Linked DNA regions of Homo sapiens: region 2 is linked to region 1. Evidence: chromatin contacts called from ENCODE Hi-C data. All regions are on one chromosome and are shown on one strand. The core of a region is the stretch at or near the end of the contact, and the rest is flanking DNA. Distances in the headings are between cores, read along the strand shown.

Region 1 (6,719 bases), core at 3,974-6,473:
CAGCTTGCACTGTGCCCCTGGAAAAGCTGCAGACACTCAATGGCAGCCCATGAAAGCAGCCAGGAGGGGGGCTATACCCTGCAAAACCACAGGGGTGGAGCTGCCCAAGGCTGTGGGACCCCACCTCTTGCATCAGCAAGACCAGGTTGTGAGATATGGAGTCAAAGGAGATCATTTTGGAACTTTAAGGTTTAATGACTGCTCTACTGCATTTCAAACTTGCCTGGGGCCTGTAACCCCTTTGTTTTGGCCAATTTCTCTCATTTGGAATGCATATATTTACCTAATGCCTGTACCCCCACTGTATCTAGGAAGTAACTAACTTGCTTTTGATTTTACAGGCTCATAGGCATAAGGGACTTGCCTTGTCTCAGATGAGACTTTGGACTTGAACTTTTGGGTTAATGCTGGAATGAGTTAAGACTTTGGGGGAATGTTGGAAAGGCATGACTGCATTTTGAAATGTGAAGACATGCGATTTTGGAGGGGCCAGGGGCAGAATAATATGGTTTGGCTCTTATGTCCCCACCCAAATCTCACTTTGAATTATAATAATCCCCACCTGTCAAGGACAGGACCAGGTGGAGGTAATTAGATTATGGGGGTGGTTCCCCCATGCAGTTCTCGTGATAATGAGTGAATCCCACAAGATCTGATGGTTTTATAAGCATCTGGCATTTCCCCTGCTTGCACACATTCTCTCTCCTGCTGCCCTGTGAAGAGGTGCCTTCTGCTATGATTCTAAGTTTCCTGAGGTCTCCCCAGACATGTGGAACTGTGAATCAATTAAACCTCTTTTCTTTACGAATTAACCAGTCTTGGGCATTTCTTCATGGCAGCATGAGAACAGACTAATACAGTAACTGTAAGATAAATTTCCAGAAGAGGAATTGCTGGGTTAAATGTGAAAGCATTTGCCATTTTCCTCCTTTTGAGTGAACCATTTTGCTTCCTCATCAGCAACATCTCAGCCTTTTAGCTGGTATTCCTTTCACAGTAGATATTTACCCAGATAGACTCAACACCTCCTTTACTATCCTGACATGAAATTCTGAGACAATATAACCTAATCAAAGTCAGAATTTTAAAAAGACAGTATGATGCCTTATTTGGCAACAGCAAAGAGAAGTAAAATAAAAGTAATTTATAATAAAATAAGAAGTATTTAAATGAAATGCTCGCACAAGATGTAACTACAAGATCTAATGACATTATTAGCTGTTTGTGCTTATGTGCAGACTAACTGTGAATGCCACACCCCAAATGCAGACTGATACAGGTGTGTGTGTTGGTAACTCAGGATCTGTGAGCACAGTTGCTGTTGGAGATTTTCCAAAATGAAAAACAACAACAACAAATCAAACAAACCTCAAGCAACCAAACAACTTCTTGGTAAGGTTCTGAACAAAACAGAAGACAACCATGCCTTTATTTATATTGTAATTGCATTCCTGGAAAATATGGTGTTTATTAAAGCCATGCAAAAACTCCTCTTAATTTATGTACAAAATGGCTTTTAATGCTAGATTCAGATGCTTATAAGTGGGGTTTTTCTCTTACCTGAATGTTCAGTGGGGTACTTGAAAGTCCTTGCATGGGCCTGTTCTGCCCCTATCAACTAAATGCCAGTAGGACCCCAAGTCATGACAAACAGAAAAAATCCCAACTAGCCCAGGCATAGTGGCTCACACCTGTAATCCCAGCACTTTGGGAGGCTGAGGCAGGCACATCACTTGAGATCAGGAGTTCAAGACCAGCCTGGCCAACATGGTGAAACCCTGTCTCTACTAAAAATAGAAAAATTAGCCAGGCATGGTGGCAGGCCCCTGTAATCCCAGCTACCTGGGAGGCTGAGGCATGAGAGTCACTTGAACCTGGGAGGTGGAGGTTGCAGTGAGCCGAGATTGTGCCACTGCACTTCAGCCTGGGCAACAAAGCAAGACTCCGTCTCAAAAAAAAAAAAAAAAGTCCCAGCTGTTCAAAATGCCCCCAAGGGCAATGCCCTCTTGCGCACTGAGAACCACTGCTCTAGGGGCTCCTCCAGAATCCCTTCCATATGCTGGATCAGGTGAATGCTCCTAAAACATTCACTTCTGTGTCATCATCTTTCACTTCTGTTCAAACACCTCCAGCAGCTCCTCACTGTTGCAGGACAAAGTGCGACATCCTCAGCTAGGTGGGATGGAGTGCATAGGTCTACCAATGAAAGTTTTATTTCTCTGGATTCCATGCTTCAACTGAGAGTTGGGTGTTGAAATATAAGCTTTTGGGTGAAAATGGCAAGTAGTGCCCAATGCCCTGGTACTGCATTTGGCTTACTGGAAGGTGCTCCTGGTCCCTTATTCTCATGTAGCTGCAGGAACTCCCTGGTTCAAAGTGAGGAGATTCTCTTTAAGGGGTGTGTGCCTTTGGACAAGTGGCTAAATCCTTCTGGGCCTCAAGTTTCCTCTCTGTTAAAATAAGACTGCAAGACTAGATTGCTTACAGATCCCTTTCAGCACTGATTTTTGTGATTCTGGAAAGAATATTACAGTGTGTAAGTGGTAAGACCCCAAATCTTTGGACACTTTGAGTTCTGAGTTTATTAGTATTAGTTTAAATATTTTTTATTTTTGAGATACTAGGATATGGTTAGCGGGATCCATCTTAAATGTAACGTGCATAATGTTCTGCCTAAGATGGCCTGCGTTACAAATGCTCAAAACACTCTCCTCCTGGGACTGTGACTTCCTGTGCCTGGCCTCTCATCGCTACTCTCTAGTTGCCCGAGACAACTGCGAAATTCACCTGTGTCAGGCTGGCAACGCATAGTGACTTTATTACGAAATGTCTTCATGACCTTGGTGCCCAGGTGGTCTTCAGTATAGTCCAGCAGTCAAGCAGTTGCTTAAATATGACTTAAGCTGTATGACTTTGCCGTGCCTCGATGTTCTCATCAGTTAATAGGCACAACAATAGTATGGGTGTCACAGGTACTTTTTCTTCATACACAGTATTGTTTTTCCCTTGTCAAAGTGTATAATTGTGCATTTACCATTATGGTTTTTGCAGTAAAGCCTGTCCTCTTCGTAGTGTATAAACTCGGTGAGGGCAGAGAGCCTGCTTTGTTCACTACTGGCTTCCCAGCATGTCCTACTGTACCTATCAATAGAGGCTGATTGACAGTTATTGACTACATGAATGAGTGAAGGCATGAAGGGCGTCATCATATAGATACCATGTGGGAAACGGATGGTCTTACTAAGAGCTAGCATGCACTCACTCACTGGTTCATTCACTATGCTTTCATTTAGGAAGAACGATCCCGCGTTCTGATAGGAAAACACATTTTCTTCTAACCCCCAATTTGAGGGTCAACTCCTGGGACCCCTTGCCTCGGGGGTCAGGCCGCGCTTGGCTCGGTTTGGAAAGGGCTGGCACGCTTCCTCAGGCGGAGGGTATGCACAGAAGCGGAGAATTCATTATAACCGGTTAGTCATCCGTAGAGGCTGTAGACACTGCCCGCGGGCGGGGCGCACCTGGCGCTCCTGGAGAGGGGCCTGTTCCTTGCGTTGCCCCCCAAGGTGGGAGCGCGACCTGCCAGAGCCCAGGGGAGCTCGGGTCTGCCCGCACTCGGGAAAAGCACTAAGAGCCTCTCGGTAGCAGTCCTTCTCCCTCGCTGCCAACTCTGAGATCAAGCCCAACATCTGCAGGGGTAACTTTTTCCAGGGACTACTGGAAAGGAGAGCCGGCCTGGCTCCTAGCCGGACACCACCTGGCGGAAGCTGGAGCCCGCCCTTACTTCCCTGCAACCTGAGGATGCTGAGGCCAAGGGCGGGTGACGGGGCAGAAAGCAAAGCCCTGGTTGCAGAAAGGCATGCAAATATGAACCCAGGTGTCTGGTGCGCCGGGAGCCCCGGCGACGTTAGGAGCGCACTCCTTGCTGGGGTCACCGGAGTTGCGCTTGGCCGGGCAAGGATGACTCAGCCTCACTCCGGTCGGTCTTTACCGCCAGCCTGCGCGAGGGCTCCACAAAGTTCCCAATCACACCCCATACCTCGCACGGGGGAGAGGGGTTCTGCAAGCTGGGTCCCGGGGTGGGGGCAGCGGCGAGAGAGGCGGGGAGAAGCCTGGTTCCCAGAACGCGCAGGGGCTTCTCCGGCTTCCTTTCTCCTCGCCCCTGAGGGCGGCGAGAAGGCGCCTCCTCCGGCGCTCACTGCCTCCTGCCCAGTGCGGTGGGCGCCGGAGTGGGGAGCAGGCAATCCCCCAGGCTCGGAGAAATCTTTTATCCCGAAATCCAGGGTGTCCCCCGGTCAGGATCGACTCGGCGCCGCGTTGGCTTCCTCGCTCAACCCTGACATCCCGGTCCCCACCAGTCACCGCAGCCGGGCGGACTCCGAAGGCAGCGGCCGCTGGGGAGCCCCGGGGCCTGGGTCGGGCGCGCAGGGGGCCGCTGCGCTGCGGCCGGATGCCGGGAGCCCCGCGCTGGTGCGCCCAAGCCGTGGTGGCAGCACCGCCCTCCGTGCTTTCCCCTGTCGGGCGCCGCGGCCGGAGGAGCAGCTGCGGGCGGTCACGCAGCGCTGCCCTAGCCAGAGCCCCGAGCTCCCACCCAGTCCCATCCCCAGCCCGATCCGCCCCGCGTGCGATCCCGCCTGCCGCCGCGAGCCTGTGCTCCTTTCTGAGATTTCTGCTTCTTCCCCAGCTCCCTCCCCGCAGGAGAATCGCGCGGCGGGGGCGGAGGGCGCGCCCCCTTTAGGTTCCGCGGCCCCCGACCCCGCCCGGCCCAGGGGCGGAGCGGGCATGCTACGCCCTCTCCTAGCAGCCGCCCGCAAAGTGCGGAGCGCCGCGCCCTGCCCTCGGCTTCCCTCCCGCGCCCCCAACCCCCACCCTGGCTAGGGTCGCCCGGCCCGGGGCCAGCCCCAGAGTCGCGCCCGCGGTGGCGGACTGCGGAGTTGTAAAGAACTCAGCGGCCGCAGTAGCCCGGGTGGGGCAGGGCGCGCTCCGCCGCGGCCAAGGACACTGGAGTTTCCGAGTCCCCGCCCGCGCGGCGCCTCCTGCCCCGCCGCCCTCCCGCCGCGGCCCGCCGGACTCCCCGGGGCCGCCGAGGCGGGGCCGGGCGGCTGCTGCTGCTAGAGGCGCGTCTCGCTGCCTCCTCCCCCGCCCGCCTCCCTCCCCACCTCTCCTCCCTCCCTCCCCACCTCTCCTCCCTCCCTCTCCTCTCCGCCCTCCCCGCCCCCCCCACCCGCTCCTTTTTCTGCTCCCCAAGTGAGCCGGGCGCGCGAGAGGCAGGCGGGGCGGCGCGGAGCGGAGCAGGCAGCCCCGCGCGCTCGCCCACCGCCCGCTCCGCGCAGCTCCCCGCGGCCGCTCTCGTCGCCGCCGCAGCGGGCGCGTCGGAGGGAGCCCAGCATGGCCGGGCCGGGCTCGCCGCGCCGCGCGTCCCGGGGGGCCTCGGCGCTTCTCGCTGCCGCGCTTCTCTACGCCGCGCTGGGGGACGTGGTGCGCTCGGAGCAGCAGATACCGCTCTCCGTGTAAGTGCCGGCTCCTGCGCCGCCCGGGGAGGGGACCTTGCCGCCTGCGACCCACTGTGCCCAAGTTTGGGCGCCTGCAGGTGCGGCTGGGCAGGACCCGCCGCGGGCGTCGGCCTCGCCGCTCGCACCTGCCTTTCGGGACCCGCGTCGGGCGGCGAGGCCGGGGTGGGATGCTCTGGCCCCTGCCCGCAGGTTGCCGAGTGAGATCTGGAGAGGCTCACCTCAAGTGACGGCACCAACTTTGGAGCCTGGTTACCGAATCCAACTTCCATGGGCCGCTGAATTTCCCCCCTCTTTGCTCTACTGCCGCCCCACTTCTTTTTTTGGGGGGGGGATGGGTGGATTTCTTCTGACTGCTATTTGCCAGGTGATGCCCAGTTTGGGGGGTCGAGTCCTCGGGCAGTGGTTCGAATGAAACTCAGTGGTCTTTTTAGAGAGCCTGGGAGACTTTGCGCATTCTTAACTCCGCGACCCCCCTCGGGCCCCCTCCCGCGCTGCGCTTTGCAGTTTTGGTGCTGGCAGTTTCTACCAAGCCGCTTTTTCTATCTTTTCTTCTTTTAAAACATGTTACATCGCACTGCTCCTTCAGCCATAGTCCCATGTGTGCGTGTGCGTGTGCGTGCGTGTTGACTGTGACACGGGTGTTACATATCTTCCTGTGCCCCTTCTCCCTGTAGGGTGAAGCTCTGGGCCTCGGCTTTTGGTGGGGAGATAAAATCCATTGCTGCTAAGTACTCCGGTTCCCAGCTTCTGCAAAAGGTAAGGTTTCTGTGGTGGCAGGAAGCGATGATTTTTCCGGCACAGAAAATGGAGGCAGATTTAGTTTTCCAAACAAACGTGAGCCCCGAGCAGCATCAGTTATCGGAGGACTCTCTGATCCCCGGGTTTCTTGGCATTGTACTATGCAGTGACTTCTTCCTACCAACCGGTTATTTTTAGATGACACTTGATTCTAACCACAAAGAAAAGCAGGATACTCACTCGCACTGTCCTGGCTGGGGCTCGGAAACTGAGTGTTTTTGCATGGCTCTCGTCTCCGTGTCGGTATTGCTGTTTCAGTGCCAGAGCAGATGCTCCTCGGGCCAAAAAATGCTAACTTCATCCAAGGGGCAGACTCAGTGCCTATTTTGTGATGCCTTTCACCTTGCGTTGGAGGCGTGGGGTTCAGTGTATCAGAGAAAGACGCTGCACTATTGTTTGTCATCCCTGCAG
Region 2 (6,074 bases), core at 2,267-4,766, 1.4 Mb after region 1:
AAGGTGTTCTTGATCCTTCTTTACCAACCACGGTGCGGGCCAGGCGTGATGAGGGATGAGGGAGAGGAAACCTCAGTAGCAAAATTGTTCAGAGGACGTTCGGAGGGCGCGGGGAGCAGCCGGATGCACACCTAAAGTCTCGCAACACCCAACTCCTCCTCCGCAGGCAGTCCCTTAAGAGAATAGATAAAAAGGCCAAGCAAAGATCCTCTCCCCTCGGCCCCGGGGCACTGCCACATTCAGTCTAGGCATCCCCTTCTGCTAGACTCTCTACGTTTAGGCCCCAAGTTTCTGGGAGTGAAACGATGAGGGACGCCAAATAGGCGGAAGAAGCCCATTTGACCCAGGCTTATGGCAGCGAAGGGGAGGATGGGAAACTCCAAAAAGAATCTCCACTCTTGGTGGAAAAAGAAAGCTGTTTTCCCCACTCTGATCTCTCCCTAAAGCAAGGAGAGAGATGCAGAAACTAGCAGGAGAGCACTCAGTTGCAGCCAAAAACTTGGGACGTCCTGCCCTGGAGAATGCGGGGAGCGGCGCGAGGAGCTAAAGAATGGGCCGGCCCAGGCGGGTAGGAGGTCCGCTTTAGGGGAGCAGACAAAGGAGCCACTACTCCCTAAGCCTCACGCCTGGGCGCAAGGGTTGTGTCCACAGCAATATGTGTGTTGGCGCGCGCGGAGCGGGGTAGGGGAGGAGGGAATTGCCAGATAGAGAAGGCGGAGGTTACACCTTGAGCCAGAATCAGTATGACAAAAGAGAGCCGCCCAGGCCTCAACACTGACAGCAGGTTCCAGGTTCGGGTATAGAGAGGCCCCAGGGGAAGAACGGTCTGGCCTGGTTCTCCTCTGTTTCCTGCCCCCTCGTCCATCCCTTAGACTGGGCTTTCCAGGCCCCAGGATACACACACACACACACACACACACACACACACACACACACACACACACCACTCACACCTTCTCACATAGGATGTCTAGCCCTCTCGGCAGAGGATCAACTTTGTCCAGAGGTGGAGCAGAGTCCTTGGACAGAGGAAGAAAATGAAATGATAGTCCAACCCCCACTCTTTAAAGGTAGTTTCTCTCCCACTTTTTAATAGACGATTAAAGTGAGGCGAAAAGCGGGAAAGCAACACTTGTTCTCGATCATAGAGAGTTGGGAGGCAGCTGAGGCCAGACCCGAGGCCTCCTAGGGCGACACTCTCCTTCCCAAGCCCAGAAGAAGAGGTACCAACCCTGTGTCCAGCTGGCCGAGTCCCATTTGCTGGGCTGGACCCGTGGCCCCTTCCGTATTGCAGCGGCCGGCGGCGCAGCGAAACTGGTCCTCTGGGGGCCTCCGAGGGCCCCTGCTGGGAGAGTGGGGTCTGGTGGTCGGGAGGGATGAAGGGAGCAGGGGTGGGAGGGAGAGGGGAGCAGCTGCCCGCCCGCCCGCCCCAAGGAACCGAGGCTCGCAGGAGTCCTACCTCAAGGCGGCCAACAGGGGGCAGCCGGCACCGCACCGCGGGGAAGAAAAGGCCGCGGGGATGGCTCCGAGTTCTGCGCGCATAGTGCTAACCCCTTGAGCACCGGAGCGCACGGGGGAGGGGAGGAGAAGACAGGGGACTCTTGGGCCGGGCCTCCTGGGGAGGGTCTTCCGTTGAGAGGGTCGGGGGGTGGAGGAGACGAAGGCTACTACGTCCTGGACCCGAGAACAACTCCCCTACACACACAAACACACACGCACACACACGCAGCCAAGGATCCACACACTCGGACACACACACATTTGTCGGCCCGCGGTTCGCTGCGCACTCTCCGCATTGCCCCCTCGAAACTCCCCTGGCAGAGTCTGTCTAGAAACTAAATCTGGCTGGTTCGGCAGTGAATGTGCGAAGGTGGCTGGGGGGAGGGCAGGGGCTGAGGAGGTGCGACCTCACCGCAAGGCCCAAGTTACTTCCAAACAGCGAATTACCCATTTAAAGAGAGAAGAGAGAAAAGAGAGGCGAGAGAGGAGAAGGGGCCTCGATACCAGACAGGGATTAGAAAGTCAAACAGGGCCGTGGGGTCTCCAGACTTGAAGTTTTTTGTTGTTGTTTTTTTTAACTTTTTGGGGGGAAGAGGGGTTATTTGCTTCCAGGAAACATCTTAATTTCAATTCTAACCTTATTTTCTAAGAAACTTAAAATGGGAAAGACCAGAAAAATGGAAATAGGAATCGAAGCTTGGAGGACAGATAAGAAAAATTGTTTAGAAAATAAAAACTTATGTTGCAGGAAGAAACGTTAACTTTTCGTAAAAGTGAACTCTCAGTGACCCTCGGAGTGTGTGATTCGGCTTTAACATACAACTGACAATTAAAACAAACAAGAGTTCGCAAACTGGCCCCCGCCTGCTCTCCCAAAGCGGAGGCCCAAGTGTTTTCTAAAGGACAAGGCGGACTCCGCTCAGGGGGCCGGGGAGCGCTGTCCCGGAGTACGGGATTACAGCCACTACCACCACAACTCCCCGCCCCCACCACTGCTGCAAAGTGCCTGAGCTCACCCAGTGGCGGCTAATAATGCTAATAACGCGACCCCGCTCCCCGCGCCGGGGTGCGCGCTGGCCCCCCGCCAGGCACTCTTAAAGGCAAAGGGGCCTGAAGCGCTCGAGTTACTCGGCCAAGGCAAGCCTACAATCTGGCCTCCGTCGGTGCGGGGGGGTGTCGGGGAAGGTGTACGCCGCTCTGGAGTAGTTGGCCCCTAGTTCCTCTGCGGGTTCTCTCAACCAAGGAGTCCCTTTCCCCATCCCGAGCCCCGGCCACACACCGTCCCGGTGCCCGCGCAGTGGGCGCTTGGTAAATATTTGTTGAATTGAATCATTATCCTGTTACTGAAATATACATAGTAAATTACACTCGATGTTCTCAGAGCAAAAGGAAAGTCGTCAGTGAACCGCACTCAGTTTGTCTACTATCGCTCTTCCCCACTTTTTCTCAAAAATCAAAATTGTTTGCAGAACGGGTGGTGCGACCAGAAGTGATCTCCTGGGACACTGAGGCAGTGCGCCCGGCGTGGAGGGCGAAGGGGTAGGGGTTCCTGCCAGCGACGCTGGAGTTCCAGCTTCTTCAGGCGGTTGGGGAAATGGAGGGATAGGAAGAGGCGAAGGGAACTCAGTTAACTTCCAACAGGGGGTGGGGGGAAGTAAAGAAAAAAAGTGGCAGCGCACTGAACACCTACCTTCATGGCGAGGGGGAGGGGGCGCGGGGAGGAAGTCGCCACCCGAGCGAGCGCAGCCGAGGAATCCGAGCGGAGCGACCGGGTTAAGCCTGGGGGGACGGTCAGGAGCAGGGCTGCGGAGTCCTCCGGCGCGCGTCCGGCGGGCGCAGTGAACCGGAGCTGAAGCGGGCACTGGCGCCCGGGCCTGGACTCCCGAGTTGGGGCAGAGCTGGGATGCGCCCAGGAATGGAGGGGGCGCGGACGCGCGCGAGCCGGCAGCAAGGGCAGGGCCTGGTCGGGGCGCAACTAGGGAGCCGCCGGTCCGGCGAGGGCGCGCAGGCAACTGTTCCACGGAGAGGCGCTCCGTTTCCAACGTCCATCAGCGACGGCGGTAATTAGGGCTTTCCAACCCCAAATGTGGGCGTGATTGTGCAAAAGACCTTACGACAAATAATAATAAAAAGAAATTCTTCACAAGAGGGTGAAAAAAATGTACCACTACTCAACTGTGGCCCGGGGCGGGGGAAGGGGGGCGATCTGTGCGCCCAGGTGCCCCCAGTTCATTCACACCACAGATTCTGCAAACTCTTGGCGGCTCACGCCTCCTGATCTCCAGCTCCTCCTCTCTGGGTCTGTAGCCGAAACGTCTGCTTCCAGACGCTGATCCTGCAGCCGCGAGTTAGTGTGGACGTCTCTGTACACACACAGACACACACCCCAACACACACACCCCCGCTGCAGCTTTGGGGCCACAGAACAATCAGGCGCGCATGGCTTTTTCTCCGGGAGATGCCGCTGAAAACGCACAAGTCGCCATCTGAGCTGCAAGAGTCAGCCCCAAATTGTGTCCTTTCATTTTAGGGTTCGGCAAAAACGGGGAGCAAAATAGGTGAAAGTCGCCCCGGAACTTATTGCTGTGCGGTGAGCTGGAGGGGTGCGACTAACCCAGGGGAGACGCGGGCTCCCCCCCCCCACCACGTATCCCGTTCTTTCTCTCTTCGGGTTGATCTCTCTTTTCCCCGTTTTTCCAGGGCGAAGGGCGAAGAGCAGCGAGTGCACCGCGGGCGCGAGGCTGGGGAAGGGCGAGAGCTCGGAGCTCCGCGGCGGCGACTCAGCTCCGGCGGTCCATGGCCGGCGAAGCTGCCCACCTCCTCGTTTGGCGCCCGGGTCCGAGGGGCGGGAGAGCGGGCCGGCGGGAGGCGGGCGGTCCCGGGCACAACGGCGGCGGCGGAAGGGCTCGCTGGGCAGCTGCCGCACGGACCCCGGCTCTGGGCGGCGGAGGCGGCTCCGTGGAGCTCGCAGCAGATTTCCACGCGATCCTGTGCCCCGCAAACAGACTGACCGACCGCGGGGACGCGTCCCCCCCTCCCACCCCCCAGCCCTTCTGGCCAACTGCCTTACTCTCTCCCTCCCTCTCTCCAGACTCCTCTTTCCCCTGGTGTTCTCAGAAGGAAGAAAAAAAAAAAAAGAAAGAAAGAAAGAAAGAAAAAAGTTCTTTAAAGTTTCAGAACTAGGGGCGGCTGGAAAGAGAGAGGGAAGGGGGGGGAAGAAAGAAAAAACTCAACTTTGCTATGCGCATGCGTGGTGAGGCCGGCCTATGACAAACTCTGCAGGATTTTAAAGCCGTACTACGGGCTGGGGTGCCGGGAGGCGGGGTACACTCTCCTTGTCTCCCCTTCTCTAAGTTCCCCATCCCCCGCGGCATCTGCTGAAAGAGAGAGGTCCACTCCGCAGCCGCTGCCTGCCTGCCGCCTGGTTGTCTGCGCTCCTTCCAGAGCCACCGACCGGCGGGAGGCTGAACCCCAACTTCCCCGCCTGGACCCCTTGGCTCGCCCGCGTATCCCAGACCGCTCCCACTGGGGCTCCACGGAGACTGCTGCCTTGACATGGAACCTCATGGGGGACCTCCTCATTCTTACCTCTGGGGGAGGATACTTAAGCACTGGGGCTGATGGATAGGGTTAGGCGCTCACCTCCTGCAAAGTCCCCAGAGTAGTAGGGACTTGGGTAGTGGGATGCATGATTGCTCATCTGGCTCCGGCCCAGAGCATGAGGCGCGATGCGTGGTCCTGCCACGGAGATCTTGGCGGGTGCCCTCAGGTGAGGAGATTGCGAAGTTTGGCAAAACCGGGTTCCGGGCACCGGAATTTCTAGACGCTTCCAGATGCCCGTGGTTTTGGGGACTCCGGAGGGGCAGGGTTGGTGGATTTGTGTCCGCTACCTCCAGCACGCCGAGGGCCCCACCCCACAAACAGTGCCTCACACTGGAGCGTAATAGTTATTTTCCGCCGTCTGCATTCTCCAGCTGTCAAAGGTGAAGACACACACACGCGCGCACACACACACACACACACACACACACACACTATTCAATTTTCTCCGTCCATTGGCATGCACTTGACCTTAAGGCGAAAAATCCGTGGCCTAGGTGTTTTGGTGTGGTGGCTGTTTTGTTTTGTTCCTCCAGTCCTCCCCCACCTCCACCCCCACACCCCAGAGGGCGCAGGCCCAGGCTCCAGCGATGCCGTTCCACCCTCCACAGCCCCTTCCCATTCCTTAATTTTCCTAGCCGACTGGACCCTTCCCCAGCCCTGGCCTCCTTCCTGGCGCGCAAAGATGGCAGTGTGAACTTCCCACCAAGTGCCAGAGACAGATGCTCCTGCTTAGCACCTCCCGCCTCCCACCAACTTGCTTTCTTTCCCCCAGGGCGTGTGCGGCCTTAAGGAGAGGGAATCCAAGGTTCTCAAAGCTCCCCTTGGGACATCTCCCCTTTACCTCCTGAGTCTCCATTCCTCTAACCTTCTCCTCTGTAAACCTTGACCACTTCCCGACCTGTGGGCATTTTACAGTCTTCGAATCTAACCTGAGATCTGCCCACCTGAGGAGGGTGTCTGAAAAAGAGCGT

The links. A loop is a pair of places that touch in the nucleus more often than their neighbours do. Pooled maps may share reads with other maps.
Region 2: a map of prostate gland shows a loop between it and region 1 (3-fold over the local background). The contact joins the promoter of WNT5A here to the promoter of CACNA2D3 in region 1. A Hi-C loop is called at or near these places in 1 of 168 maps with a recorded cell type or tissue (prostate gland), 2 of 37 single-sample maps with no recorded cell type and 10 of 50 pooled maps.

What each region holds. Positions count from the first base shown.
Region 1 is chr3:54,117,329-54,124,047 of GRCh38, forward strand. CACNA2D3 (calcium voltage-gated channel auxiliary subunit alpha2delta 3) reads left to right here and starts at 5,224. Exons shown (of 38, transcript NM_018398.3): 1 at 5,224-5,507; 2 at 6,185-6,266. The coding sequence starts at 5,386. LOC124909381 (a long non-coding RNA gene) reads right to left here and starts at 6,114. Exons shown (of 2, transcript XR_007095914.1): 1 at 5,729-6,114. RefSeq lists a silencer at 3,981-4,030.
Region 2 is chr3:55,483,790-55,489,863 of GRCh38, forward strand. It overlaps WNT5A (Wnt family member 5A), which reads right to left and starts at 3,517. Exons shown (of 5, transcript NM_003392.7): 1 at 3,191-3,517. The coding sequence starts at 3,196. WNT5A-AS1 (WNT5A antisense RNA 1) reads left to right here and starts at 3,829. Exons shown (of 2, transcript NR_046656.1): 1 at 3,829-4,090; 2 at 4,201-4,519. RefSeq lists enhancers at 5,141-5,651, 5,652-6,074.